Linked DNA regions of Homo sapiens: region 2 is linked to region 1. A link is an interaction called in ENCODE POLR2A ChIA-PET data of the cell type or tissue named here. Cell type or tissue: OCI-LY7. All regions are shown on one strand. Each heading gives the region's core, and the rest is flanking DNA. Links, peaks and the distances in the headings are about the cores only.

The links. Peaks named below come from ENCODE experiments on the same cell type or tissue, not always from the same donor. Only the 100,000 strongest peaks of a DNase experiment are listed, where the experiment ranks them.
Region 2: POLR2A ChIA-PET joins it to region 1 with 14 read pairs; 2 of 35 experiments call an interaction of 5 or more read pairs at or near these places.

Annotation. Positions count from the first base shown.
Region 1 is chr18:23,082,119-23,097,961 of GRCh38, reverse strand. No RefSeq gene overlaps it. Among named protein-coding and RNA genes, the nearest start is that of CABLES1, 45 kb to the left of the region's middle. RefSeq lists an enhancer at 13,202-13,702. In OCI-LY7, for the core only: no CTCF peak of the experiment used is centred there; a DNase peak (open chromatin) is centred at 6,421; H3K27ac peaks cover 556 bases.
Region 2 is chr18:23,337,505-23,353,347 of GRCh38, reverse strand. SLC35D4 (solute carrier family 35 member D4) reads left to right here. Exons shown (of 15, transcript NM_032933.6): 13 at 1,059-1,152. Among named protein-coding and RNA genes, the nearest start is that of SLC35D4, 93 kb to the left of the region's middle. In OCI-LY7, for the core only: no CTCF peak of the experiment used is centred there; no DNase peak of the experiment used is centred there.

The DNA of each region.
Region 1 (15,843 bases), core at 3,098-11,097:
CTGACCTCGTGATCCACCCGTCTCGGCCTCCCAAAGTGTTGGGATTACAGGCGTGAGCTACCGTGCCCGGCTTTTATTTTATTTTATTTTATTTTTAGACGGAGTCTCGCTCAGTCACCCAGGCTGGAGTGCAGGGATGCGATCTCGGCTCACTGTGACCACCGTCTCCCAGGTTCAAGTGCTTTGCCTGTCTTAGCCTCCTGAGTAGCTGGGATTACAGGCGCCCACCATCATGCCCAGCTAATTTTTATATTTTAGTAGAAACAGGGTTTCACCATGTTGGCCAGGCTGGTCTTGAACTCCTGACCTCAGGTGATTTGCCTGCCTCGGCCTCCCAAAGTGCTGGGATTACAGGCGTAGGCCACCGCACCCGGCCAATGCCTTGACTCTTGAATCTTGACAAGCCTCTACTCAGCCCATTTTTGGCTTTCTTGACCTACTTTTTTTTCTTTTTCCTTTTTTTCTTTTTCTTTTTTTTTCTTTTTTCTTTTTTCTTTTTTTTTTTTTTTTTTGAGACAGGGTCTCACTCAGTTGGCCAGGCTAGAATGCAGTGGCGTGCTCATAGTTCACTGCAGCCTCGACCTTCTGGGCTCAAATGATCCTCTTGCCTTGACCTCCCAAAGCACTGGGATTATAGGCATGAGGGACCCCAGTGCCCAGCCTCTCGATCCACTTATTCATCTTTTGTTTTTGAGAGGGAGTCTTGCTCTGTCACCCAGGCTGAAGTGTGGTGATGCAATCCCAGCTCACTGCAACCTCTGCCTTCTGGGTTCAAGTGATTCTCCTGCCTCAGCCTCCTGAGTAGCTGGGATTACAGGCACCTGCCACCACGCCCAGCTCATTTTTGTATTTTAGTAGAGACAGGGTTTCTCCATGTTGGCCAGGCTCGTCTCGAACTCCTGACCTCAAGCGACCTGCCTGCCTCGGCCTCCCAAAGTGCTGGGATTACAGGTGTGAGCCACCGCGCCTGGCCTATTATTCATCCTTTACTGTGCATCCTCCCTGTGCATGGAGCATCTGCTTTTAAGATCAGGTGAACAGATGGGCTCCCCCCGCGGCTACCTTGGCACTTTGGTTTTCTTACATCTGTACTGTTCAGCTGGGGCATTGCTGGCATCGGGGCCAAAGGGGGGGCAGTTCTATGTCCTTGGATTAAAGGACTTTTAACATCCCTGGTTCCCTCCACTCACTGAGAACCAACATCGCCACCCATGAGTACGACAAGCAAAAATGTCCCCATAAATGTCCATATGGGCCCTAGGGAAGGTGAACCACACCCAGCCGAGTCACCTGCTCTTAATGCTGCCTCCCCGCCCTGCTCCCCAAAATACACACACACTTTCTCCCTAAAGGGGATTGCTTGTGCTCTTATCAATAGACAGTTTCTTTTTTGAAAGCTTGTCATGTCTTTAAGTCATTCTTCCTTTTAGCATTTTTGTTTTGCCTTAGAATGAGTATTACACTAAAAAATATTTTGTTTTGTTTCATTTTACTTAGTTTTTGTTTTTGTTTTTTGAGACTGGGTCCTGCTCTGTCACCCAGGCTGGAGTACAGTGGTGCAAGCAATGCTCACTGCAACCTCAGCCTCCTGGCCTCAAGCAATCTTCCTGCCTCAGCTTCCTGAGTAGCTGGGACTACAGGTGAGTGCCAACAAGCCTGGCTAATTTTTATGTTTTTTTATTTTTTATTTTTTATGGAGATGGGGTTTCACCATGTTGCCCAGGCTGGTTTCAAACTCCCGAGCTAAAGCGATCTTCCCACCTCAGCTTCCCAAAGTGCTGGAATTACAGGCGTGAGCCACTGCACCCTGCCGCATTTTACTTGCCATTATGGGAAATGTCAAACATACACACAAATAAAGACAGTAATATAATGGACTCCTGTGAATCTATCAACTGGTTTCAACAATGATCAACTCATAGACAATCCTGTTTGTCTTTTCCCTTCTTTCTTTCTTATTTTTTTATTAGAGACAGATCTCACTATGTTGCCTGAGTTAGAGTGCAGTGGCTTCTGACTGGCACAATCACAGCGCACTGCAGCCTCGAACTCCTGGGCTCAAGGGATGCTCTTGCCTCAGCCTCCCAAGTAGCTGGGACCACAGGTGTGCACCACCAGACCGGCTGACAATCCTGTTTTCTCTATACTCCCACCTAGCTATCCTCAGCTCCTTTTCTGCTGCCACTAATTTTGAAGCAAATGATAGACATTGTATCATCAAATGCATGTACCTTTTGGATAAACTTTCTGATATCTTTTTGGTTTGTTTGTTTTTTTAGACAGAATGTTGCTCTCTCGCCCCCTCTGGAGTGCAGTGGCGCAATCTCCACCTTCCAGTGCTGCTCACTCACAACCTCTGCCTCTCAGACTCAAGCAATCCTCCCATCTCAGCCTCCAAAATAGCTGGGACTATAGGTGTGCACCACTACACCTGACTAATTTTGGTATTTTTCGTAGAGACGGGGTTTCGCCATGTTGCCCAGGCTGGTCTTGAACTGCTGGCCTCAAGCCCTCCTCCCGCCTCAGCCTCCCAAAGTGCTGGGATTACAGGCAGGAGCCACTGCGCCCAGCCGAACTTTCTGATATCTTTTTTAAATCAACAAAGGTTAAGGTGAAGCACTTAACCCTTCCTTACTTTCTTTACTTGCTTAACAGTCTAGACCCCTCCCTTCCATATCACCCACACCTGCCTCCTGGGTTGCCAGACTTGACTCCAGGGTTGGAGCCACCTTCCTTTTTTCCTTTACCTTCTGACAAAAATGCTAGGACAAGTTCAGGATTTACCAGATGCTCTGTGTTTTTGGCAGAAGGAGACTTTCAGCAGCTGTTTGGATCATGCAAGTTTTGTTACTATTCTGTGTTTCATCTGTGCTAGTTTGGTGATCTATATGAGGCAATTGGCATTCACATCTCTCTCGGGTGGAGCGAAATATAGTTTAACACCACCCGAATAGCACGTCTGTTTCCACCCCTCCTCGGGTTCCCTGGAAAGCTGTCTCCCAGGCTGGGAGCTCTGAGTCCATGATTTCACCAATCCTCCCGTTTCCTTGCCTGTCTTGCAGATTGGAAAAAAAGATATGTCCTTCTGCTGATGAACTGATGGGAGTTACAGTTCCCATCCCAGTACTTAAGGAAACCAAAGAGATGGCTTTTCAATTTTGTCTGTAGAACTATTTTGCAAATGAGGAGAAAATGTGTTGGGTCGGTTGATGGCTGAGTGCTAATATGCGCAGAAGATTGAAACACTGGGCTCTGCCGGATGGGTTCTTAAAGGATTAGCATGATCAAGTCGGGCGTCCTACTTTCTTCCTTCCTCCCCCTCCCTGGGGTGCCTTTGCTGGCTATTCGATTGCCTGCTGGTTAGAACTGACTGACCCTGCTGACTTTGGGGCAGCTCTCTGAAAACAAATTGATGAACCGTATCAACACTAAGCCTGACCCGAAGCGGTGCCAAGAGCCAAGCCATTGATGCCGAGGGTCCCTGGCTCTTCAGTTTACGCTGGGAGCCGTGACCTTGACCTGGATTGCAGTTTTTGAGCCAGTTCTCTCCATGAATCATAGCCCTTCTCTCTTTTTTCCTCCCAAATGTAACTCCCCTCTGGCTCTACCTCTAGATGGGTGTTTAAAAAGAGTGTAGACTTGAGTGAAGAAGAAACAGACTGGATGACCCCTGGATACTCAAGCTGCACATGGCTCCTGTGGAAAGAAGGAGATGTTCAATGCTCATAGGTAGCACCCCAAAGGAATGCTTAGATCCTTCTATTCAATTAGCAGGTGACCTGTTGTTTACAAACATCTCAGCAGAAGAGTCTTCTATCCAAATTCCACTCCTAAAAAGGGACATAATTTTCACTGCTTTATCTTCCTTTGTACTTGTAACATGAACCCCAGATTAGAAGGTGCAGTGGTAGGCTGGGCACAGTGTCTCACGCCTGTAATCCCAACACTCTGGGAGGCCGAGGCGGGCAGATCACCTGAGGTCGGGATCACGGCACTGCACTCTAGCCTGGAACATGAGAGCAAAACTCTGTCTCAAAAAAAAAGGGGGGGTGCTGGGCACCGTGGCTCACGCCTGTAATCCCAACACTCTGGGAGGCTGAGGCAGGTTGATCACAAGGTCAGGAGATCGAGGCCATTCGGGCTAACATGGTGAAACCCTGTCTCTACTAAAAATACAAAAAAATTAGCCAGGCATGGTGGCAGGCACCTGTAGTCCCAGCTACTCGGGAGGCTGAGGCAGGAGAATGGCGTGAACCCGGGAGGTGGAGCTTGCAGTGAGCCGAGATCACGCCACGGCACTCCAGCCTGGGCAACAGAGTGAGACTCCGTCTGAAAAAAAAAATAAATTAGCTGGGCATGGTGGTACACGCCTGTCGTCCCAGCTATTTGGGAGTAAGGAGGGAGGATTGCTTGAGCCCAGGAGTTTGAGAATGCAGTGAGCTATGATCGTGCCACTGCACTCCAGCCTAGGTGACAGAGTGAGACTCTGTCTCAAAATAAACACACACACACACACACACACACACACACACGAGAGGACCAATCCCACTCCAAATCATTGATGCCTACTACAAAAATACAAAAGGTCACAAGAAAACCAATGGGTAGGCCGGGTGCGGTGACTCATGCCTGTAATCCCAGCACTTTGAGAGGCCGACGGGGTCAGATCACCTGAGGTCAGGAGTTCGAGATCAGTCTGGCCAACATGGTGAAACCCTGTCTCTACTAAAAATACAAAAAATTAGCCAGATGTGATGGTAGGCGCCTGTAATCCCAGCTACTCGGGAGGCTGTGGCAGGAGAATCGCTTGAACCCAGGAGGCAGAGGTTGCAGTGAGCCGAGATTGCGCCATTGCACTCCAGCCTGGGTAACAAGAGAAAAACTCTGTCTCAAAAGAAAAAGAAAAAGAAAACCAATGGGTATCCCAAATAAATCAAAACAGATACCTAATCACAGCCTTCTGTGGAATTCATAACTCATCACTCACATAACAGGGATTTCCTTTTCTTTCTTTCTTTCTTTTTTGAGATGGAGTCTCACTCTGTCACCCAGGCTGGAGTGCAGTGACGCAATCTCAGCTCACTGCAACCTCCACTTCCCAGGTTCAAGTGATTCTCCTGCCTCAGCCTCCTGAGTAACTGGGATTACAGGCACCCGCCACTATGCCCAGCTAATTTTTGTATTTTTAGTAGAGATGAGGTTTCACCATGTTGGCCAGGCTGGTCTCAAACTCCTAACCTCAGGCGACCCACCCACCTCGGCCTCCCAAAGTGCTGGGATCACAAGTGTGAGCCACCGTGCCCAGCCAACATAACAGGGATTTCTAAGTGTGATGGTTAATTTTAGGTGTCAACTTGAATGAATTGAGAAATATCTAGAGAGGTGGTAAACCATCATTTTGGATGTGTTGGTGAGGTGTTTCCAGAGGAGACTGGATTGTGATTTGGTGAACTGAGCAGGGAAGATCTGCTCTCAGTGTGGGCAGGCAACGTTCAATCGACTGGTGGACCACAGAGAATAGAAAGACAGAGGGAAGGCAGAGTCTCATGCTCTCTCCTGGAGCTGGGACGGCCTTCTCCTCTTGCCCTTGGACAGCAGGACTCCAGGCTCCCTGGCCTTTGGACTCCGGGACTTACACCAGCATCCTCCTCCACCAGCCCCGAGTTCGCAGGGCTTTGGCCACGGACTGAGAGTTATACCATTGGCTTCCCCAGTTCTGAGGCTTCGAACTTGGGCAAAGCCACACTACCATCATCCCCGGGTCTCCAGCTTCCAGATGGCCTGTCATGGGACTTCTCAGCTTCCATAATCACATGAGCCAATTCCCCTCATAAATCCCCTCTCATGTCTCTATATATCCTATTGGATCCATCTATCTGGAGAACACTGACTCATCTAAAGCATCTTAAAAATAAGAATATATATATATATATATATATTTTAAAAAGGAATATATATGTGTACACACACACACACACACACACACACACACACACACATATATATATATTTTTTTTTTTTTTTGAGACAGGATCTTGCTCTGCCACCCAGGCTGGAGTGCAGTGGCGCCATTATGGCTCACTGCAGCCTTGACCTCCTGGGCTCAAGCAATACCCCTGCCTTGGCCTCCTGAGTAGCTGGGACTACAGGCACGTGCCACCAAAACTGGCTAAAAATATACACATATTCTTAAAAATGATTATTCAGCCATGACTTGCAATTTATAAAGAACAAGAACAAAGCTTATCTTTAAAATAATCATTTTATTAATCGTCCATTGCCACTCCTTTGGTCAGAGTTTCTCTAGGTGGTAGCTGCTTTTCTCACTCCTATTCTTTAATATAGCAAAAGAAGAAGCCTTCAAATGAAGTTAATATGAAACCAGAGACAGTGAAGAGAGAGAACCAGAGGTTGAGAAGAGGAAATACCAGCTTCTTTCGGGATGATGTTACTTCCTTTTTCAAGACAAAAAAAAAAAAAACAGTCTTTTCATGTTGGATTGTCAAGGCATAAATTGTAGTGTGGTTCCTAAATGTCTGACAATAGGGAAATCATTTAATAAATTATAGTACTGTCAAACAATGAAGTATCATGAGCCAATTAAAATGAATTTTTTAGGTTGGGTGCAGTGGCTCACGCCTGTAATCCCAGCACTTTGACAGGCTGAGGCAGGTGGATTGCTTGAGGTCAGGAGTTTGAGTCCAGCCTGGCCAACATGGTGAAACTCCGTCTCTACTAAAAATACAAAAGTTAGCTGGGTGTGGTGGTGCGTGCTTGTAATCCCAGCTACTCAAGAGGCTGAGGCAGGAGACTCTTTAACCTGGGAGGCGGAGGTTGCAGTGAGCTGAGATGGCACCAGGGCTCTCCAGCCTGGGCAACAGAGACTCTGTCTCAAAATAATAATAATAGTAATAATAATAATAAGTTTTTAATGGGCAACATTTTAGTGTGGAGAAATCCATAAGATAAAGTGATAAATGATAAAAATCAGAATATAAAACTATGTGTGATATGATTACAAGGTTGTTTTATACACACACACAAGATAGGCATTGCAGTATTAACAGAGGTTATCATCAGATGTTGAAGTTATGGCTTTAAAAACATGAATTATTATACTTTTTATTTTCCAAATATTTATATGGGCATTTATTATTTTTATAATAAAAGTTGGATATAAAATAATAAAGGGTTTTCATATTGTGGTTGAACTGTAAATGAGAGTTACTGAAGATTAGAGTTTCCAAAAATAAACATGTGGTTTTAATAGTCCTGTCTCATTGTGAATAGAAATACAATTTTTCGGCCGGGCGCGGTGGCTCACGCCTGGAATCCCAACACACTGGGAGGCTGAGGTGGGTGGATCACGAGGTCAGGAGTTCAAGACCAGTCCGGCCAACATGGTGAAAACCCGTCTCTACTAAAAATACAAAAATTAGCCGGTCGTTGTGGTGCGTGCCTATAATCCCAGCTACTTGGGAAGCTGAGACAGGAGAATTTCTTGAACCCGGGAGGGGGAGGTTGCAGTGAGCTGAGATCATGCCACTGCACTCCAGCTTGGGTGACAGAGCAAGACTCCGTCTTGGAAAAAAAAGAAGAAGAAGAAATACAGATTTTCTATGTTGTTTTCCCTTATCCTAGGTGCTTTTTAGCAGATTCCTATTGCACTAAGTGGTTCAGATCTTCTTAGCATGTACAGAATTTTTCAGGAGTTAGTGTTAAATGTTTTGGGCAAATGACTTTCAGACAACTGGGGCTCAGCCTAGCAAAGGAATCCTGCAGTACACTAAGAGTTTCCTTCTAATTTAAAGGAGATTCTTCTTTCTTTCTTTCTTTCTTTCTTTCTTTCTTTCTTTCTTTCTTTCTTTCTTTCTCTTTCTTTCTTTCCTTTCTTTCTTTCTCTTTCTTTCTTTCTTTCTTTCTTTCTTTCTTTCTTTCTTTCCTTCCTTCCTTCCTTCTTTCCTTCCTTCTTTCTTCCTTTCTTTCTTTCTCTTTCTTTCTTTCTTTCTCTTTCTTTCTTTCTTTCTTTCTTTCTTTCTTTCTTTCTTTCCTTCCTTCCTTCCTTCCTTCCTTCCTTCCTTCCTTCTTTCCTTCCTTCTTTCTTCCTTTCTTTCTTTCTCTTTCTTTCTTTCTTTCTCTTTCTTTCTTTCTTTCTTTCCTTCCTTCCTTCCTTCCTTCCTTCCTTCCTTCCTTCTTTCCTTCCTTCTTTCTTCCTTTCTTTCTTTCTTTCTTTCAGACAGAGTCTCGCTCTGTCGCCAGGCTGGAGTGCAGCGGCGCAATCTCGGCTCACTGCACGCTCCGTCTCCCAGGTTCAAGTGATTGTGCTCCCTCAGCCTCCCAAGTAGCTGGGACTACAGGCGCCCGCCACCACGCCCAGTTAATTTTTGTATTTTTAGTAGAGATGGGGTTTCACCATGTTGGCCAGGATGGTCTTGATCTCTTGATCTCGTGATCCACCTGGCTTGGCCTCCCAGAGTGCTGGGATTACAGGCGTGAGCTACTGTGCCCGGCCCCCCACCAACTCTTTTTTTTTTTTTTGAGATGGAGTTTTGCTCTCGTGTTCCATGCTGGAGTGCAGTGCCGTGATCTCGGCTCACTGCAACCTCTGCCTCCCAGGTTCAATCAATTCTCCTGTCTCAGCCTCCCAAGTAGCTGGGATTACCAGCATGCACCACGCATAGCTAATTTTGTATTTTTAGTAGAGACCGGTTTTCACCATGTTGGCCAGGCTGGTATCAAACTTCTGACCTCAGGTGATATGCCCGCCTCAGCCTTCCAAAGTATTGGGATTATAGGCGTGAGCCACCATGGCCGGCCAATTTCAATTTGTCGACTTGAAGTGTCTGCTAAACATAAGACTCAAACCAAGAAAATCCCCTAGGGAATAAATATGGCAAAAATAGGGTGAAGACGCATTTTTATGAACAGGTATTTGAATATTAAATGTTGAAAAGAAAGACTTATTCATTTGAGATAAACTAAAAACCACTTGAAATTTAAATATGGCACCTGGTTCTAATGTAGAGGTGTTAATTTCTTCCTTGAAAATTATTTTTAAAACTTAATTAGAAAAACAACAGAAAACTTAGATTCGTATTTCCCCCAAAGCTGGCCAGCCCTCATGGAGAAGAGCGGGGCATCTTTCACAGTCCCCATCAGCGAGGTTTACTGGGATGAGATGGATTAAGAGGAGGCCTGGGAGAACACCCGGGGCCACAGAGCCGCACCTCCAGGGCTGAAAGTCATGGAGCCTGCTCCCTTGGTGCTCTGTTTGCCACCACACCCATTCCGTGCCTTCCGGGGCTCCCATCAGCTCTCTCAGGGAACTACACTTCTCAAGTTCCTTGTCCTCTCTGGCTTGATATAGCATGGAAGCTACCGGAAGAGTGGTGTCTCTGTGAACAGCTCCGGCATCTGCCCAGTGATGCCGAATCCTGGGCTCCGTTCACTCTGTGTCTTCCAGCCTTAGTACTTCCTGCTGTTGCTATTCTCTGTTTGGCTTCTCCACTCATTCAGCTCTTATATAATAAATCCCCTTTGAGTTCCTCTTAAAATATCCAAATTGGTTTCTGCTTTTCTTTTCTTTCTTTTTTTTTTTTCTTTGAGACAGAGTCTCACTCTGACGCCCAGGCTGGAGTGTAGTGGCATGATCTGGGCTCACTGCAACCTCCACCTCCCGGGTTCAAGCGATTCTAATGCCTCAGACTCCCGAGTAGTTGGGATTACAGGCATGTGCCATCACGCCTGGCTAATTTTTGTATTTTTAGTAGAGACAGGGTTTCACCATGTTAGCCAGGCTGGTCTCAAACTCCTGGCCTCATGTGATCTGCCTGCCTCAGCCTCCTGAAGTGCTGGGATTACAGATGTGAGCCATTGCACCTGGCCTTTTTTTTTTTTTTTTTAATTTGAGACAGGGTCTTGATCTGTTACCCAGGCTGGAGTGCAGTGGTGCAATCATAGCTTACTGTAAACTCACACTCCTGGTATCAAGCAATCCTCCTGCCTCAGCCAGCCTCCCAAGTAGCTAGGACTCTAGTAGCTGGTACCACCATATTCAGTTAAGTATTGAAAAAAAAAATTTGTAGAGATGGAGTCTGGTTCTGTTACTCAGGCTGGTCTCAAACTCCTGTCCTCAAGCCATCCTCCTGTCTTGGTCTCCCAAATTGCCAGGATCGCTGCTGGGCCTGGCAGTGTCTGCTTTCTGGGAGGACTCTGATACTAAAACTATCCATGATTTAAGATCATACTGGGAAATGCTTTCCCAGTATGATCATATAGGGAAACATATAGGAGAGTGGTGAAGGGAAACAATTTCAAAGATCCATGGTCCCGTCAAATCCATTTGTCACAATGGCGGCGATGAAAGGCAGAGGCTGCAAGAAACAGGGCCTGTGTGTGCACCAAGGTTTGGAGAGAATTGTAAGCATGTGTCTAAACAAAACCAGAAGTTAGCTATCTTGATAATCCAGATTTCATGGCTGATAGCTGGCAAGTTGTTTATGTTATCACAGAAAGCCATTTATTTCTTTAGGAATGAACTTTTTGATACCATGAAGCTTCAAATAATGCTTGTTCTCTTGAGTAGAAGCATTCTGGAAGCATCCAAATTTAATGAAACCTGAACAAAGCCTGGATATACGGGGACATCTCCCATTGCCGTGCTAATCATGATTGGGTAGCAGAGCGCATATAATTTTTTAAAAACCCCTCTGGGATAATTACTAGCTGCCTCTTAAATTTTAAAATTCTTAACTCTGTATTTATTAAGTCAGGACCATAATTTGTGAAATAAAAGAATTATCAGCTGTGTTAGTTTTGTTACCAATAGGGAACCCATATGATAGAAGCAGACAGAGAATAGTTAGCAGCTGTTTCCTATAAAGAACGAAGGCAACCGAGCTCACTGGTGATTTCTCCCAGCTACTCGGGAAGCTGAGGCGGGGAGCCTTGCTTGAAGCCAAGAGTTCAAGGTTATAGTGGGCTCTGACTGCACCTGTGAATAGTCCCTGCACTCCAGCCTGGGCAACATAGCGAGACCCCATCTCTGAAAAAAAAAAGAGCAAGCTAGAAGGAAAACAAGATGTGTTTAGTACTGCATAGATAAAACATTTTTGTTGCATAAATCATGCACACCTCAAATTATTAATGAACAGGAATGAGCAATTCATTCAGCCTGGAATAAATCATCCCTTTTAAGCTGGGCTTGGAAAGATGACAAGGCATTGTGTAGGCAAGAGCAGGATGGGATTTCAGAAAGACCCAAGAGCATACAGTGGAGGCAGTGAGCAGCCGCCAGGTGAGGCTACAGCAGGCAGGAAAGGAGGCTGGCTTTGCAGGCCAGATTAGGCAGTTTTGACTTCATTTTCCATTTTTGGGAGGGTAGGACATGAGGACTAAGCTTTTTTTTTTTTTTTTTCCAGGAGACAGAGTCTTGCTCTGTTGCCCAGGCTGGAGTGCAGTGGTGCGATCTCAGCTCACTGCAACCTCCGCCTCCCAGGTTTAAGCGATTCTCCTGTCTCAGCCTCTGGAGTAGCTCAGATTACAGGTGTGCGCCACTATACCCAGCTAATTTTTGTATTTTTAATAGAGATGGGGTTTCACCATGTTGTCCAGGCTGGTCTCGAACTCCCGACCTCAGGTGATCCACCTGCCTCGGCCTCCCAAAGTGCTGGGATTAAAGGTGTGAGCCACCACGCCCGGCTCAGCTCTGACTTTTTATCTTCCCAAATGCCTACCTAAGGGGTCTGGGGAGTTATGCCCTACAAAGCATGGATTCTCATCTCATGGTTTTATTTGACCCTGTATATTGTGACTTGCTTTTCGATCTGACTCTGGCATAACATTATGAGACAAGAAAGAAAATATTTAACCCCAAAATATATTTCCTTGCCATGCCTTGAAATTGCCCTGCAAAGTCTCTTGTGGGAAAAATCCACCTTCTATAGAGAATCCCCTTCCCCCTTTGTTTTCCTTCCTTTCTTTCTAGATTCAGGAGATAGTCAACTAAGAGCCAGGCACCCTTTTAGGTCCAATAAGAAACAATTTACAACCTGTTCTCTCTCTAAAGTCTGCTGATAGATTCCTCCGCACAATAAAACTTGGTCCCCACAATCCTGTATCTTAACCTGAACATTCCTTTCCATTAATCCCAGGTCTTCAGATAAACTCAACCAATTGTCAACCAGAAAATGTTTAAATTTACCTGCAGCCTGGAAGCCCCCGCTTTGAGTTGTCCCACCTTTCTGAACCAAACCAATATATTTCTTAAATGTATTTGATTGATGTCTCATGTCTCCCTAAAATGCATGAAACCAAGCTGCGTCCTGACCACCTTGGGCACATGTTCTCAGGACCTCCTGAGGACTGTGTCATGGGCCATGGTCACTTATATTTGGCTCAGAATAAATCTCTTCAAATATTTTACAGAATTTAACTCTTTTTGTCAACATGCAGGAGGGAGGACATAGAAGGCTTTTAAGCTGAAGAGTGACATGATCAGTTCTGTGCTTTGCAAGTTCCTTGCACGTACAAGTTCCATAAATATTTGTCAGATTGAATTTTTAAAAGATGATAATGGAGCAGCAGCTAAAAATCCCGAATGTAATTACAGAGCTTTAGGTTGGGAGTATTTTCATGCTAGGTGTGGTTAAGACCTATTGTTGGTTTCCTAGCAACCATGCATCCTTTCCGTGGAGAAATCTGAAGGGTCACTTGAACGTCTCCACTTGGGAATCATGCTAAGGAGAGTAGGAGGGCATTTATTTGATTTGTTCCCTCAACTTCCAGAGACTGCAAGTCACATTCAGAAGGGATTATTGAGGTTTGGGTGGGGGTAGGTGCCTCTGCAGAGAAGGCTGGGGCACAGGAAGGGAGCCTCGGTGAAGCACTTGCTCTCCTATCATGCACATTCCTGTCACAATGAGGTCTTCACAGAAAACTTAAACACAAAGGACACAGACACAGAGAGAGGCTCAGATGGATATATGAGGCGAGAGATTGTCAGATGAGCGCTGAGGGTGAGACTTGGGTGAGGAAGGACAAAGATGAAAGAAGCTAAGTCTCGGCCGGGGCCCGGTGGCTCATGCCTGTAATCCCAGCACTTTGGGAGGCCGAGGCGGGTGGATCACGAGGCCAGGAGATCGAGACCATCCTGGCTAACACGGTGAAACCCTGTCTCTACTAAAACTTAAAAAAAAAAAAAATTATCTGGGCGTGGTGGCGGGCACCTGTAGTCCCAGCTACTCGGGAGGCTGAGGCAGGAGAAGGGTGTGAACCCGGGAGGCGGAGCTTGCAGTGAGCCGAGATCGCGCCACTGCACTCCAGCCTGGGCGACAGAGCGAGACTCCGTCTCAAAAAAAAAAAAGAAGCTAAGTCTCATCAAGAAACATCATCAAGATACTGAGCATCTTTTTTAGTCATTATTATATAGGGTAGCAGAATATGCCACCCCAAAATGTGCCCCTTTGGCATAAGGATGATTTCAAACTGAAGACAACCTTAAAGAGACACGGCCGGGTGTAGTGGCTCACCCCTGTAATCCCAACACTTTGGAGGCCAAGTCAGGCGGATGGCTTGAGCCCAGGAGTACACCACCAGCCTCGGCAGCATGGTGAAACCCCGTCTCTACTAAAAATACAAAAAAATTAGCTGGGCGTGGTGGCACATGCCTGTAGTCCTAGCTACTTGGGAGGCTGAGGTGGGAGAATGGCAGGAACCCAGGAGGCAGAGGTTGCAGTGAGCCAAGGACGCACCACTACACTCTAGCCTGGACAACAGAGCAATATTCCGTCTCAAAAAACAGAAAAAAAGAAAACCGAATCATCGTTTTGCCCCAGATATGAGATTTGTTCAGTAAACAAATTCCCCTCCACTCCCACCTCCCACTATCCTGGGTGATCTTTTTCTTGACTCTATCAGATGAGAAGAGGAGGGGAATGAAGAAGAGGAGAGAGGGAAAGGAGACCTTCTAGAACTGGGGTCAGCAACTGCTAGAAATAAAATTTGTTGCCTAGCAACAATGCCTTCTCACCTCCTCCCAGCTATCAATTTTTGATATTCCTCTTCTCCCTCCCTTCTTTAAGGGCTATTCTCTTCATTTAACTAAATTTTACCTATATTAAATAGGGAGGCAAAAATGCATGTATCATAATCTTATGCTAACATAGCTGAATATGGAATTTGCAGATCATAGAGGAGTGAATGCACAATTCTTCAAATGAAAATCCCTTTATTTGGCTATTACTTATTTAACAGATATTTATTGAATGTCTGCAGTGTGCCTGACACTCTGCAAAGGACTGAGTTAGAAAATCTTCCACAGGTAGATTTAAAAACAGAAAGAAGGCCGGGAGCAGTGGTTCACGCTTGTAATCCCAACACTTTGAGAGACTGATGCAGGTAGATCACCCGAGGTCAGGAGTTCGAGACTAGCCTGGCCAGCATGGTGAAACCACACTTCTACTAAAAATACAAAATTAGCCGGGCGTAGTGGTGCATGCCTGTAGTCCCAGCTGCTCGGGAGGCTGAGGCAGGAGAATCGCTTGAACCTGGGAGGCAGAGGTTGCAGTGAGCCCATAGCACTGCAGTCCAGCCTGGGCAACAAGAGTGAAACTCCCGTCTCAAAAAAAAAAAAAAAAAAAAAAAACCCCAAAAACAAAACAAACCAAACCAAACCAACAAACAAAAAATACACACAGAAAGGAGTCCCTGGTGTCCAGGAAGAACTAAGAATTGGCAGAGGAATCACATGTTAAAGTTCGAACTTTAAGAACACATATAGGTTGGTAGACATAATGTCAGTATATGAAGAATCAACTGCATTACGATATACCAGCAATAAACATCTGAAACATTCCATTTATAACAGCCAAACCACAAAGTACCTAGGAATTAAACTAACAAATGATGTGCAAGAGTTGTCTGGAGAAAATTATAAAGCTCTATGAAAAAATATATTTTCAGAAATCTAAACAAATGGAAATATTTATCATGTTTGTGGATAAAAAGCCAAGAAATCCTAAAGAAGTCAATCCTTCCCAAAGTCATCTGCGAATCCAATAACATTTACGTGAAAATTCTAATGAGTATTATGACAATCTTCATACGCTAATTCTAAAAGTTATGCAGATAAGTAAAGGGCCAATGATAGCCATGGTAATTTTATTTTACATAATTAATTAATTAATTTAGAAACAGGGTCTCGCTCTGTTCCCCTGGCTGGGGTGCACTGGTGTAATCATAACTCACTGCAGCCTCAAACTCCTTGGTTCAAGCAATCCTTCTGTCTCAGCCTCCTGAGTGGCTAGGACTACAGGCATGCACCACCACACCCAGCTAATTTTTTTTTTTTTCTGTAGAGACAGGGGTCTCACCATGTTGTCCGAGGCTGGTCTGGAACTCCTGGCCTCAAGTGATCCTCCCACCTTGGCCTCCCAAAGTGCTAGGATTACAGGTGTGAGTCACCATGCCCAGCCAGTCATGGTAATTTTAATTATAAAGTACATGGCAGGAGGCTTACCCAGATATTAGAATTTCTTATAAAGCTACAGGAATTATAGCAATATGATATTGGTATAGAAATGGAAAAGTAGACCTCTGGAACAGAATGGGGCCCATTGAAACAGACTTATGCATAAAGGAATCTTGACACATGACAGAGGCAGAATTACCAATGAAGTGGGGAAAGGGGTTAATAAATGGTGCCTGGGAAAACTGGCCCTCTACGGGGAAAAAAATTAAATTTCATCCCTGTTTCATACCATAAACAAACATCTATTCCACATTACTTGAATAATAAAAGCAAAACTTTATTATTTATATATTTTTTGAGACGGGGTCTCTTCT
Region 2 (15,843 bases), core at 4,691-12,690, 250 kb before region 1:
TTGGAGCTGCGCACCAGTGCCTGTATAAGGTCAGATGGAAGTGTGGCAGTCAAGGGTCTGGAGATGCAAATGAAGTACAACTCACAGGGCTTGCCTCTCTAGCTTGGAGTTACAACTGCAGTCATATCTCTTACTTTGCAATTTTCAAGTTCAAATAACAGTCACACTCAAACCACCACTTGCACATATTTGCATGAAGTCAGCCTTTCTCTCTCTCTCTCACATACACACACACACACACACACACACACACACACACACACACACACACTGTCTGTCTCACCTCTTCCCCAGTTGTCCTGCCTTCAAATGTCAGGAAGCATTTGGAGCTCCCTTTGCTTTGGCCTTGGCCACACAGGGCACTTTTGGAAATAGTTGCAGCACAGGCAACTACATCTCCATCCACTGCTGTGCCCTCGCCCTTGTTGGTCCACACTCCTGAATAGCCCCAAGATGCTGCCCCTTCCTCAGGTTCTCGAGTGGGGATCTTTCCATTCACACACATGTGTAGGCACCATTTCCAAAGCATACCTCCTATGGCAGGACAGCCTGGTTTGGGGGACTTCTGGCCTCAGCCATATGTGTCACTGAAGCCAGCCTTCCCCTTCAGATTCTTTTGAGCCTGGAGGCCAGTCCAGACTCTCTCTTCTCACATGGTGAGTTTCCCTTTGGAAGTCTTTTCCTGCCAGTTTATCTTGCTTGAAAAAAATTTAAGCTCTGCCTTGCCAAGCACCAAAACTCCAGAAGTTCTATGGGAAGGAACAAGAGGTGTTGTCCTCCACCTTTTTTTTCTTTCATGATTTAGCCAGAGGCCTCTGAAATTTCTTTGCACCATTCCTCTAATCAAAATTCTCCCACCATAGCTCCTTAGAAAAGCAGAGCTTAATGACTTTAAAATTTTTTTTATTTTCATCCAGAGATCACAGATCTAGAAAACACAGATGAGGTAGAGGTTGCATAATAATTTGAAATTGATTGGTAAAATGTAGCAGACACTAGTCAGCCATTGGCTAAGGGAAGACAAGCCTCACTAACAAGAGAATCTTTTCTCCTTCCAGTGGATTTTTGGGATTCTTTCTCATGTTCAGTACAGTGAAGCTAAAAAACCTTCTGGCCCCAGGGCAGTGTGCAGCCTGGATTTTCTTTGCTAAGGTAAGAGACAAGAGGGGTGGGAAATTCTCTCTCAAGAGCCTGTGTATCCAAAGATCTCAGAACCTGGGTAATGTGAAGTTGTTTGAGCTTCATGAGACCACTTCTAGGCGCTGTCCCTGAGCCTGATCCTTCCTTCATTCAGGTAACGATTTCTGAGGCCTGCTCATTTTATCAACATGGCATATTTCATCTTTCTTACAGTCCTGGAAGACAATCATGGATAGGCTCCTTATTTCCTTCCTGGAGGCTGTGCAGGTGTCCAGAGCTCAAGTGACTTACACAAGGGGACTCAGTCGATCCAAGGTGATAGAGAAAGGAAGATAGACAAATGGCCAGGTTGGGGCATTTCTATGAAACCTTAGAAAAGGGATTATTCTAAGAACAACCTCTGTGTATCCGAATGACTATGGGGGAAGCATAAGATAAAGTGGTGGGGGAACCACAAAGAAACAGAAGGAGCGGGGAAGTGGCTGTGGGATGGCCAATCTTAACTGAAACATGGTGGGGCCAACTTCTGTTGGCACGTTTCATTTCCTTAGTGCCTGTGAGGGAGGCAAGTTGTAGAGCTCTAGATGCTGCTTTCAAGGAGTAAGCCTCCTTAATTAATTAAATTTAATTTAATGAAATCATTATTTAACTTGGGCTTTTAGTCATCTTTGTGTTTTATGGGTTGAAGTTTCTCCAGAAAAAAAACCTCAAACATTTTGCTTTGAAAATAAGATTTTTAATGATATTTTCACCCCCATGCATTTTTTTGTTTTTGTTTTTGTTTTTGTTTTGTTTTGTTTTGAGACAGGGTCTTACTCTGTTGCCCAGACTGGAGTGCAGTGGCATGATCTCAACTCATTGCAACCTCTGCCTCCCAGGCTCAAGCGACCCTCCTGACTCAGCCTCCCAAGTAGCTGGGATTACAGGTGTGCGCCACCACACCCAGCTAATTTTTGTATTTTTAGTAAAGATGGAGTTTGACCATGTTGGCCAGGCTGTTCTCAAACTCCTGACCTCAAATGATCCACCCACCTCAGCCTCCCAAAGTGCTAGGATTACAGGTGTGAGCCACTGTGCTCGGTCCACATGGCCTATTTTTTAATAGCATTAATAATTCCAATTCTAGCAGAATGTAAAAAGTAGCTGAGATATTGATTTCTGGCATGACAGAGTGAGGAGGTTGATGAAACCTCTTCCCAAAAAACAGCTAGAAAGCTGGAAGAAAACTGTCAAAAACATCCATTTCAGCTCCCTAAAAATTGACCAAATATATGCAATAAATTGAGACGCATTTGTTCATGAAAACTATTAACCTTTGGGTAGGAACAGAACGAATCTGTGGTGTTCTTGCCTATCATCACTCCCATTCCCTCCTCCCCAGTGTGATAGTTCAACCAGAGCAGGCGAGGCTGTGAAAACCAGCAGGCTTACCACCACTTCCAAGAGGGGTTCACTCTGTTTGGAGGATTGTCTGTTAAATAGGCCAACTCGGTGGTGCATGAACACGAAAGGCCAGTAGCTTTACTAGCTTGAGTTGATAGTCCTCTTTGGAACAAGCAGTGGACCAGTGGTCTAGTGGGGGACTTAATAGGTAGTTCTGAGAGATGAGACAGCAATCAGGGGCTTGATTTTTTTTAATATGTCCCAGATTGAACTTAGTCTGTGTATATGAGCAGTAGTGATGGAACAGGCTCACGTATTCCTGGCCAGCAGAGCCTGCATACACACACAGAGGAGCTGTGAAAGAGCTAGCAGAAAGTAAAAGCCAGGGCAGATGTGAAAACAGCCTGGGGTTTGAATGTGCTCTCCCAGCCCGCACACAGAGTCAGGAGCAGGGAGAAGCCTTTCTGGCCCAAGGTGTTGGAGCAAAATTTCTGACTAGTCTTTGCCAGAACACTAAGCTATGCAGACATGAGGATGACCCTTAGACACCAGATTTAAAAATAAAAACAAGAAAAAAATTTGAGTAAAGACATCAGCAGCTGTAGCTTATATGGGAGACAGATTTCACATTCACAATTTAGTTCAGGAAAATCACTAAATAAGCAAAACAACAATAACAACAAATCTTGTGGGGAAAGTCAGATTTCAGAGTTGCTACCGTATGTTATGTAAAAGGTTCAGTATTCAACAAAAACATGAGAGACATTCAGAGAAGCAAAATGTGATCTGTGTGTAGTAAAAAAGTGGTCAGTAGGAACTATCTCTGGGTGTCTGTCCTCAGAAGTAGGATTTAGCCTAAAGAGTCTACAGAGCAGCTATTTAAATTTATTCAGAAATCAAAAGGAAACCATGTTTAAAGAATTGAAGCAAAGACTCGGTGAATACAGAATCTCAGTAAAGAGATATAAATTATTTACAGAAAGGAAAAGAAAGAACCAAATGGAAATTCTAGAGGTAAAAAGTACAATAACTGAACTGAAAGTGCTCTAGAGGGACTCAACAGATTTGACGTGGCAGAAGAAAGAATAAGTGAACTTATAAGTTCTTTTATAAGTACCACTTATAAGAAGGTAAAGCAAATGAAATAATTCAATCTAAAAAAATAGGCTTTTGTTTTGTTTTGTTTTGTTTTTTGAGACGTAGTCTCGCTCTGTCGCCCAGGCTGGAGTGCAGTGGTGTCATCTCAGCTCATTGCAACCTCCACTGCCTGGGTTCAAGTGATTCTCCTGCCTTAGCCTCCCGAGTAGCTGGGACTACAGGTGCGTGCCACCACGCCTGGCTGATATTTTGTATTTTTAGCAGAGACGGGGTTTCACCATGTTAGCCAGGATGTTCTCGATATCTGACCTCGTGATCCACCTGCCTTGGCCTCCCAAAGTGCTGGGGTTACAGGCGTGAGCCCCCGTGCCTGGCCAAAAAACAGGTTTTTTTTAAATTGAAGAAATGTGAACAGAGCCTCAGAGACCTGTGAGACATCAAATATAGCAACAAACATATGTGTAATAAGAATCCCAGAAGAGAAGAGAGGGTTAGAACAATATTTGAAGAAATCAATTTGTTGAAAAATATTAATTTACAGATTCAGTAAGTTCAGTGAGTCCCAAGTAAGATAAACAAAAAGAGATCTAGACACATTATAATCAAACTGTTGAAAGACAAGGAGAAAATCTTAAAAGTGGCAAGAGGGAAATTATTCAACATATATGGGGGAACAACAGTGCAATTAGTGGCTAACTTCTCATCACAAACAGTGGAGGCCAGAAGGCAAGTGGGGTGACACATTCAACATGCTGAAAGAAAAACCTGTCAACCAAGGATTTGATATATGCAAAACTATTCTTCAAATATGAAAGAGAAATAAAAACATTCCTAGATGAATAAAAACTAAGAGATTTGTTGCTAGCAGCCATATCCGTAATTACATTAAATATGAATAGACTAAATACCTGACAAAAAATAGAGACTGTCATATTGGATTTTTTAAAAACAAAACCCAGCTATATGAGCTATATGCTGTCTATAACAGTTATACCTTAAAGTAAAAGACACAAGTAGGCTGGAAGTAAAAGGATGGAAGAACCACACAGACAGTTACCATAAGAAAGCTGGGTATAGTGGCTATATTAAAATCAGACAAAATAGACTTTATAACAGGAAATATTACTAGAGAAAAAATAGGGACATTTAATAATGATAAAAGTGTTAATGCATTAGGAAGATATAACAGTTCTAAATATATATACACCTAAAACAGCACCCAAGGTATGTGAAACAACAAGTAATAGAAAAGATAAATAGATTATTTAACAATACTAATTGGAGATTTCAATACTGCACTCTCAGCAGTTGACAGAACAACTCAGTAGAAAAGCGTGAATATAGAAGTACATAGAAGACTTGAACAACACTATCAACCAATTGACATAACTGACATTTATGTGACACCCCACCAATTGATTTCAGAATACACATTCTTCTCAAGCGCACATGGAATATTCTCCACAATACATAGTATGCTGGTTGACAAAACAACTCCCAAGTTTTAAAAGACTGAAATCATATGAAGTATGTTCTCTGACCATAGCAGAATTAAATTTGAAATTCACAATAGAAAAAAATCTAGAAAAACCCCATTTAGTTGGAAATTAAATATACTTCTAAATAGTTTGTAGGTCAAGGAAGAAATTACAATGGATATTAAAATTTTTCAATCAAATGAAAACAGAAATACAACATATCAAAATTTATAGATGCAGCTAAAGTAGTGCTTGAAGGGAAATTTATATCTGTAAACACCCATATCAGAAATGAATGAAGGTCTCAAATCAATAACTTATGCTTCCATCTTAAGAAACTAGAAAAGAAGAAAGGGCAAACTAAATTCAGAGTAAGCAGAAGGAAGGATATAATAAAGTTTAATGTGGAAATTAATGAAATAGGAAACAGAAAAATAATGTAGAATATTAATGTTGATTCTTTGAAAACATCAGCAACATTGACAAACCTCTGGCTAGACTGACCAAGAAAATAAGAGAAAAGAGGCCAGGCATGGTGGCTCATGCCTATAATCCAAGCACTTTGGGAGGCCAAGGCAGGAAGATCACTTCAGCCCAAGAATTCAGGACCAGCCTGGGTAACGTAGTGATACACCATCTCTACAAGAAAAAAATTTTAAATGATTAGCTGAACATGGTGTCACATACCTGTAATCCTAGCTACTTGGGAAGCTGAAATGGGAGGATCACTTGGGAGGTCAAGGATGCAGTGAGCCGTGATCACGCCACTGCACTCCAGCCTGGGTGACAGAGTGAGACCCTGTCTCAGAGAGAGAGAGAGATAGGAGAGAAGAGAGAGAGAGAGAGAGATGCAAATTATCAAATTTGGAAATGAAAAAGATGTTACTACTGATCCTATAGAAGCTAAAAGGATTGTATATTGTAGATAACTTCAGATTTTGAATAACTTTATGACAGAAAATTAGTCAATTTGGATGAAATGGGCAAATTCCCAGAAAGGAACAAATAAGGAAAACTGACTCAAGAAGAAATGAAAAATCTGAATACATCCATAACAAGTAAATAAAAATAAGTAATTTAAAATCTTTCTTAGGTTTTTAGGAAAAGAAAAGCTCAGCCCCAGTTGGCTTTATTGATGAATTCTATCAAATATTTAAAGAAGAAGTGTTTTAAAACAAATTCTTTTAGAAACTAAAGGAAGAGGGAATAACTCCCAAGTTATTCTATGAGGTGGGTTACCCAGCTGTAAAGCCAGATAAAACAAATAATAAGAAAATTACCAATATTCCTCATGAACACAGGGACAAATATATTAGCAAAATCTTAGCAAACCAAATTTGGCAACATATAAAAAGAATTATACACCATAATCAAGTGAGATTTATCTCAGGAATGCATAGTTGGTTTAACATACAAAAATTAACTAATGTAATACCTTGTTTTCACAGACTAAAGAACAAAAATACATGATCATTTCAATAGGTTCAGAAAAATCATGACAAAATCTAGCATCTATTCATTATAAAAACTCTCAAAAAACTAGTAATATAAGAGAACCTGATAAAATCTGTGAAAATCCTGTAACTAACATTATCTTTAACAGGGGAAGACTGAATACTTTCCCCCTAAGATCAGGAGCAACATAAGAATGTCCACTTTCACCATTTCTATTGAACATTGGAATGGAGTTTTTAGGAATGCAATAGGCAGTGCAATAGGAAAAAAAAAAAAGCATCCAGATTGGAAAGGAAGAAATAAAATTGTCTTTATTCACAAATGAGACCATCATATATATAGAAAATCCCAAGGAAACTATAAAAATAGTTGAAGGCAGGGTGTGGTGGCTCATGCCTATAATCCTCGCACTTTCGGAGACTGAAGTGGGAAGATCACTTGAGACCAGCCTGGGCAACATAGTGAGATCCTGTCTCTACAAAAAATAAGAAAAGTAGTCTGGCATGGTGGCATGTGCCTATGGTCCCAGCTACTCAAGAGGCTGAGGCAGGAGGATCGCCAGAGCTCAGGAGTTTGAGGATGCAGTGAGCTATTGTCACCACTGCACTCCAGCCTGAGTGACAGAGCAAGACTTTGTCTCTTAAATAAATAAATAAAACTAGTTTTACTTTAAAAATATTTTTTTTTTTGTAGAGATGGGGTCTTATGTTGCCCAAGCTAGTTTCAAACTCCTGGCCTCAAGCAATCCTCCCATCTCAGCCTCCCAAGGTGCTGGGATTATGGGTATGAGCCAGTGCACCCAGCTCAAAGTTTTATATATTAGTAATGAAAAGTCATGTTTATTAAAATAAAATTAAGAAAACAATTCCATTCACAATAGCATCAAAAAGGAAAAAATACTTTGGAACTTAACAAAGAAGTATCACATTTATACATTGAAAACTATAAAACCTTTTTGAGAGGAATTAAATAAAATCTTAAAAAATCAAGAAATACAATATTGTTAAGATGGAAATTTTTGCTAAATTGATTCAATGTAATCCCTGTCAAAATCCCAGCAGGCTTTTTTTTTTGGTAGAAATTCACAAATTTGTCTAAAATTTATTTGGAAATGCAATAGCCAAAACAATGTTGACAAAGATAAAGTTGGGGGACTTAAATTATGTGATTTGAAAATTTAGTACTAAGCTAGAATAATCAAGACATTATGGTATTGGTGTAGGGATAGGCATTTATGGTCAATTAATTTTCAACAGAGGTGCCAATCACAATGAGGAAAGAATTTTTTTTTTTTTTTTTTTTTTTTTTTTTTGAGATGGAGTCTCCCTCTGTCGCCCAGGCTGGAGTACAGTGGTGCGATCTTGGCTCACTGCAACCTCCACCTCCCGAGTTCAAGCCATTCTTCTGCCTCAGCCTCCTGAGCAGCTGGGATTACAGGTGCCCACCACCATGCCCGGCTAATTTTTGTATTTTTAGTAGAGACAGGGTTTAACCATGTTGGTCAGACTGGTCTTGAACTCCTGACCTAGCGATCCGCCCACCTCGGCCTCCCAAAGTGCTGAGATTACAGGCGTGAGCCACTGCGCCTGGCCAGGATTGTTTTTTCAACAAACGGTGTTGGAGCAATCAGATATCCATATACAAACCAACCTACAAATAAACAATCTTAGATCCTTGCTCGCCATCATTAACTCAGAATGGATCACAGACCTGAATGTAATGCTAAAACTGGAAAACTATTAGAAGAAAACATAACAAAAAGCCTTAATGGCCTTGGGTTTGGCAGATTCTTAGATATGACACCAAAAGCATAAGTCATAAAATAATTGATAAAATGTAGTTTACTTAAAACCTTTTACAATTCAAAAAACACCATTAAGAAAATGAAAAGGTAGGCTAGGTGCTGTGGCTCACGCCTATAATCCCAGCACTTTGAGAGGCCAAGGCGGGCGGATCATGAGGTGAGGAGATGAAGACCATCCTGGCTAACATGGTGAAACCTGGTCTCTATTAAAAATACAAAAATTAGCCAGGCGTGGTGGCGGGCACCTGTAGTCCCAGCTATTCGGGAGCCTGAGGCAGGAAAATGGCATGAACCCAGGAGGCAGAGCTTGCAGTGAGCCGAGATCGCGCCACTGCACTCCAGCCTGGGCGACAGAGCGAGACTCTGTCTCAAAACAAAAAAAAAAAAAAGAAGAAAAAAAAAGAAAAAGAAAATTAAAAGGTAAGCCACAGCCTAGGAGAAAATATCTGCAAATCATAATGTCTGATAAAGGAACTATATCCAGAATATATAAAGAATTCTTACACCTCAATGAGATGACCTACAACCCAATTTAAAAATGGTCTAAAGGAAAGCAGTTTGTTGATTGCTGAAAGAACTTAAAACAGAATTACCATTCAAACCAGCAATCCCATTATTGGGCATATAGCCAAAGGAATGTAAATTGTACTACCATAAAGACACATGCACATGTGTGTTCATCACAACACTAGTCACAATAGCAAAGACATGGAATCAACCTAAATGCCCATCAATGGTAGACTGGATAAAGAAAATGTAGCACATATGCACCATGGGATACTATGCAGCCATAAAAAAGAATGAGATTGGCCGAGCATGGTGGCTCACACCTGTAATCCCAACACCTTGGGAGGCAGAGGCAGGTGGATCACCTGAGGTCAGGAGTTTGAGACCAGCCTGACCAACATGGTGAAAATACAAAAATTAGCTGGGCGTCGTGGCACGCACCTGTAATCCCAGCTACTCTGGAGGCTGAGGCAGGAGAATCACTTGAACCTGGGAGGTGGAGGTTTCAGTGAGCTGAGATAGCGCCATTGCACTCCAGTCTGGGCAACAAGAGCGAAACTCCATCTCAAAAAAAAAAAAAAAGAATGAGATCATGTCCTTTGCAGCAACATGGATGGAGCTGGAGGCCATTATCCCAAGCGAAACAACATAGGAATAGAACACCAAATATCGCATGTTCTCACTTATAAGTGGGAATTAAACATTGAGAACACAAGGATGCAAAGAAAGTAACGGCTGACACCGGGGCCTACTTGAGGGTGAGGGATGGGAGGACAGAGAGGATTGGAAAACTACTCGTTGGGTACTATTCTTATTACCTGGGTAATGAAATAATCTGTACATCAAACCCCTGTGACATGCAATTTACCTATATAACAAACCTGGGGATGTACCCCTGAACCTAAAAGTTAACAAAAAATACAAGTTAAAAATAAATAAATAGGCCAGGCTTGGTGGCTCAGACCTGTAATCCTAGCACTTTGAGAGGCGGAGGTGAGCGGATCACCTGAGGTCGGGAGTTTGAGACCAGCCTGACCAACATGGAGAAACCCTGTCTCTACTAAAAATACAAAATTAGCCAGATGTGGTGGCGCATGCCTGTAATTCCAGCTACTCAGGAGGATGAGTCAGGAGAATCGCTTGAACCCAGGAGCCAAGATCACGCCATTGCACTCTAGCCTGGGCGACAAGAGTGAAACTCTGTCTCAAAAAAAATAAAAATAAAAATAAAAAATATAAATAAATAAAATGATAATGTTGAGGCCAGACATAGTGGCTTATGCCTGTAACCCAGCACTCTGGGAAGCCGAGGCAGGTGGATCACCTGAGATCAGGAGTTCGACACCAGCCTGGTCAACATAGTGAAACCCTGTCTCTACTGAACATACAAAAATTATCTGGGTGTGGTGGCGCACGCCTGTAGTTCCAGCTACTTGGGAGGCCAAGGCAGGAAAATCACTTGAACCCAGGAGGTGGAGGTTGCATTGAGCCAAGATTGTGCCACTGCACTCCAGCCTGGGTGACAGATCAAGACTCCATTTCAAAAAAAAAAAAGATAATGTTGATACTTATAAAAAATAAAACTGATCTAAACACATGAACAGATATTTCATAAAAGAAGATATCTAAATGGTTAATAAGTACATAGGAAGGTGTTTGGCATCACTAGTCATTAGAGAAATGCAAATTGAAACCATGATGAGATATCACCACGCACCCACTACTATAATTTTTTAAAAAGGTACAGACAGTGCCAAATGTTGGCAAGGATGTGGAGAAACCAGAACATTCATAAATTGCTGGTAGGCATATATACAGTCACTTTCAAAAACAGTTTGGTAGTTTTAGAAGATTAAACATAAAGTGACTACAACCTAGCAATTCTATTCTTAAGAATCTACCCAAGAGAAATGAAAGTATATGGCCACAAAAAAACCCATACATGAGTGTTCATATTAGCATTATTCATAAGAAACCCAAACTGGAAATAATTCTAAATGTCCATCAACTAGTGAATATATAAATAAGATATAGTATATATATATACAATTTGGAATACTATTCAATAATCAGAAGGAATGGGCTATTAATACATTGCTACAGCATGGATGAACCTCAAAAATATTATGCTAAGCTAAAGAATCCAGTCACAAAAGAATACATATAGTATTATTCAGTTTGTGTGAAATGCCCATAAAAAGGCAATTTTATAGAGACAGAAAGTATACCAGTGGTTTCTTAGAGAAAGAAATTGACTGTGAATAGACTCAAAGGAAGTTTTTTGGCTAATGGAAACTTTCAAACTGGATTGTGGTGATGGTTGCATCATCATTTAAGTTAATTTATTAAATTTGTCCATTAACAATCATTACACTTTATAATAAGTGAATTTTATGGCATGCAAATCATCCCTGAAAGCTGTAAAGTAATAGTGCTCAAAGCATAGTGCTTAAATCCTGTCCTTTAGGATTTAGGACATTTTTTTTTTTCCTGTGTATATGAGTTTACCTATTTGACAACTAGTTTCAAGTCTCTTTTTTATTTATTGTATTTTTCTTTTCTTCTTAAATTCTGAGGGAAGTTTATAATTTTTCTCTTCAATAGTTAATTCAGAAGAGGGAGGATTTTTAATTGGCTGCTGTGGTTTAATGCTAATTCTTCTTAAATGAAAATTGGATTCAATGAGCCATTAAGATCTATCTCTTCCAGCCTCGGGTACATCAAGCAATCTCCCCTCTCTCTCTCTTTTTCCTATTTGAAAATAAGCTTGTGATCCTCCGTGGTAGAATATGTATCCATTCTTTGAACCACCTACACATCAAAACGTGCTGACATTTGAAATACGACAAAATCGTACTTAGCAATACAGCATTCCCATGATGTCATTGTGCCTACACTGGGTGCCAGCATGTTCAGAAAGTGACTCAGAAGGATGTTTCAGTGGTGCCAGAGGAGAATCGGGCTTATGTGAAGACTAAAAAATACACAGGGAGGGAGGTCGTTAAGGGGGCCGAGGGGCCTTCTTCACTGCTCCAAAAGGACCCATTTGGGGGCTGTTTTCGAAGATGTCACATCAACTTCATCAGTTCCAAGTTCTGAGAGAAGGCATCCATGTCTGTCTCTGGTCCTCACCTTTTTCAGTATCTTCCTCAGATCTGAGAATACTTAGCGTGGAGAAAAAGTGCCTTTGAAGTCATTTTAGGTTGTTATCACTATTATTGTTGTTTTTCTCTCTGGGCATTTGAGAAAAAATTTAAGAAGCCAAAAGTATTGGAATATTTAGCAACTCTTTAAAAAATAATCTCTCATTTTGGTAAATTTGGGCATGTAAAATCTAACTGCATCTTCATAAAATCTCAGGATCCCCTCTCACATATGATGTAAAGCACTCAGGCAGAACAAAGTAAACAAATTGAAGAGAAATGCAGGGACGTGTGTAGACGTGAAAGGAAGATGTGGTGTGTGTGAGTTTATAGTTTTCTCCTAGTCAGTTTCTCCAGCAGATTTCAATCCTCACATGAGAATTCTTCCTGGATTGAGTAGTGCCTTGTCTTACTCTTGTTAACTTCAGACTGACTTGAGTTCTCAGCATCACTGGGAAGAAGCAGCGGAGGTCAGAGTGAGTTTATGTGGCGCAAGAGCAAGGGGCGGAGAAGCTTCCCGGGACAGCAGCGGCAATGCTTGTGGGGCCTGAGGAGCCAGTCTGTGCTCCTCCTTTCAAAGCTGCCTCTGTAAGATCACTTTCTTCCTTTAAAGCTGATGCCGTAATTGCTACCACCATCTCATGTCCCGAAGACAATGACAGGCAGAAAACCCAGCCTTTGTCTGTTTTTTTCTATGGCCCTGGGAAAATAACTTTTCATAGCTTGCTCAGAATAAGTCTCTTGATTTGGTTTCATTTATATTTTCCATTGTTAGAATTTCATCTTTCATATACACAGGACCAAGATGAAGGTGGCCCTCACTCTTGGGCTGTGCAGTGCTGGGTTGGTGCCTGAGTGTGAACAAGCACCTCCTCAAATGCCGCAGCCTAGGCACCTCACTTGCCTCCCCTATCCCTTCCCTAAAACTATGTCATAATGTACTGCTGGCCTGAAACAGCTGGCAACTCCAGGGGTTTTAAGATATACTTGATTTTGTTTTTTTTTTAGAGACAGGATCTCTCTATCACCCAGGCCAGGGTGCTGTGATGCCATCATGCAACTGTATCCTCAAACTCCTGGCCTCAAGCAATCTGCCTGCCTCGGCCTCCCCAGTGGCTGAGACTATAGGCACGCACCACCATGCCAGGCTAATTTTATTTTTTTGTAGAGATGAGATCTTGTTATGTTGCCCAAGCACTAGATTCTTACAGTTTGGGTGATACTAGAGATGTCCTGGGCAGTGATAGGAGAGAGGCATGCACGGAGGCTCTAGTCTTTTCCATGAGGTGCGTGGTAGAGAGACTGGGATTTCAGGGGGAAAAAGGAAAGGAAGAAGTACTCACTGTTTGACTTTGGTCACTATTCGCGGAACCCCTTTGCTCTAGTCTGAATGTCTATGTTCCCCTAACATCAATACCTTGAAATCCTAAGCCCCAAGGTGATGGTAGTAAGAGGCGGGGACTTTGGGAGATGAGTAGCTCATAAAGGCAGAGCCCTCATGAAGGGCATTAGTGTCCTTGTAAAAGAGGTCCCAGAGAGCTGCCTTGCTTCTTCCACCTTGAGGATGCCGTGAGAAAGTGCCATCTCTGAGACAGCAGCCTTCACCAGACACGGAATCTGCAGGGGCTGTGACCTTGGCCTTACCAGCCTCCAGAACTATGAGAGACAAATCTTTATTGCTTGTAAGCTACCCAGCCTATAGAATTTTGTTATAGCAGCCCAGATGGACTAAGACACCCTGTAATCCTCCATTGTTTCATCTGTAAAGCAAGGAGTCTGAACTAGAAAGATATCCAAAGATAGTGCACAAACGTTGTGATGATAACAAGCTCTGACAGTGCTGACTATTGTATCTGGTATTCAAGACTAAATGCTAATCACATTTACATTGAATTGTAGCATTATATAATGATCTGCTAGGAACTATATTATTAATTATCAGTGCCTACTTAATAAAGCATTTGCCAGATTTTAAAATTATGTAATAAGACTGATTAAAGTAGGAAATATGCAGCAATCTGACCTTTCACCCCTGTCTCCAAATTCCACCTTCTCTTGTGGATGATTGTGTTGTAAATGCTACAAGCAGTTAATTGGATTGTTTATCTCTCTTTTTGCTTTGTTTGGACAGTCAGAATTTATACTTATAGGCTAGGTGTGGTGGCTCATGCCTGTAATCCCAGCACTTTGGGAGGCCAAGGCAGGAGGATTGCTTAAGGCCAGGAGTTCAAGACCAGCCTGGGCAACATAGCAAGACCCTATTTCTACAAAAAGTTTTTTTTTAATTAGCCAGGTGTGGTGGCTTGTACCTGTAGTCCCAGCTACTTGGGAGGCTGAGGCAGGAGGATTGGGATTGCTTGAGCCAGGAGTTTGAGGCTGCAATGAGCTATGATTGCACTACTGTACTCCAGCCTGAGCCACAGAGTGAGACCTTGTTACACTTATGGCATGAGATTTTCCTTCCTATTGCTCCTTAGGATGGAATGGTGTTCATACTGTCAGAGTGAAAGATGGGCAAAGCCTTCTTAGATATGGTCCCATGTAAGTCCTAGAACCTGGAGCGCATTGTGGGTACAGAAGTTGGGCACAGAGTCAAGGACCCGGGGGGACATATTGCAAAATTAGAAAATGCTAGAACCTGTGATCCTAAGTGTTTCAAAGCAGAATATATGAGATAATATATGTGAAAATGGCTGGGGGGTGGAAAAGTGCTCTGCAGACACAGAGCATTATGTAGAGTCATACAGACCTAGACCAAGACTTAATTTGAACCCAGCTTTTGAGTCTTGTCTGCCACTTTCTAGGTGTATGAATCATTTTTTCTCATCTGTAAACAATGCAATAATAATGTCTATGTTATTGAGAGGATTAAATAATATGTAGAGAGCCCTAGATTAATGAGAGCCAGCAGTTGGCAGGTCTTCCTTGACTCCATCAATCTGCTGTTTTAATTCTCTCATGAAATTAACCAGTGATTTCCTGGGTCTGAATTTACTGTTTGTATTCACTAGTTCTAGGTAGTGAATTTAGTTGTGGACTGTCTATTCTAGACACTACTCAGAATTCAGCATGCATGAGGACAAGGTCTCTCACTGCATATTTAATCAGTTATTGTCTCACAGAAGAAGCAATTGATGCATCATTCACAATGTTTTTAAACCTATATAAAGAGTCATTGATTCAGAACATTTGCTCTGCATGTGAAAATATATGTTTGGTGGTTTCCATGGAGACCACCCTGCTGGCTGTTCTGTGATCACTCACTAGCCTTAATTATACACTGGAATTGCCAGGGATCCTTCAAAGCTGTCTCCATAACAACGCCTCCTTGTGGGTAACATGACCGCCATCCCTGACCATGTCTCCCATATAGGAGTTTCCCTTAAGAGTTGAAAAGAGTCAGCTGGTTAATTTCAGCCTCTTTTTGATGTATCCTTATGAAGATCTCTTAGCTGCCTAGGAATTTTTCTGAGTTTCAACTTCCTATCTCTCCTGCTATTTTTCCAGGTTTCAGGAGCTTGGGTGAAAGTAATAGCAAGGCCTAATGTCTTTCTTTCTTCAGTGACATGTTGACATTGACATGTGTCTTGATCTATTGCCACAATATTGAACTAAGAAGGAGTCTTGGTTATGTCACTTTACTAGACAAAATTAAACCTGTTTGAAATATACGATGAACTCATGAAAGTGTTATCAACAGATGTTATTAAGATTCCATGTTCAGAATTTTAGAATATCTCCAAGACCATTGGTAAAACTCTCGATGTTTCTGGTGGAATTAAGAGAAAAAGATGAATTTTTTTTTAACGTGGAATAATCACACAGATTTCATGAC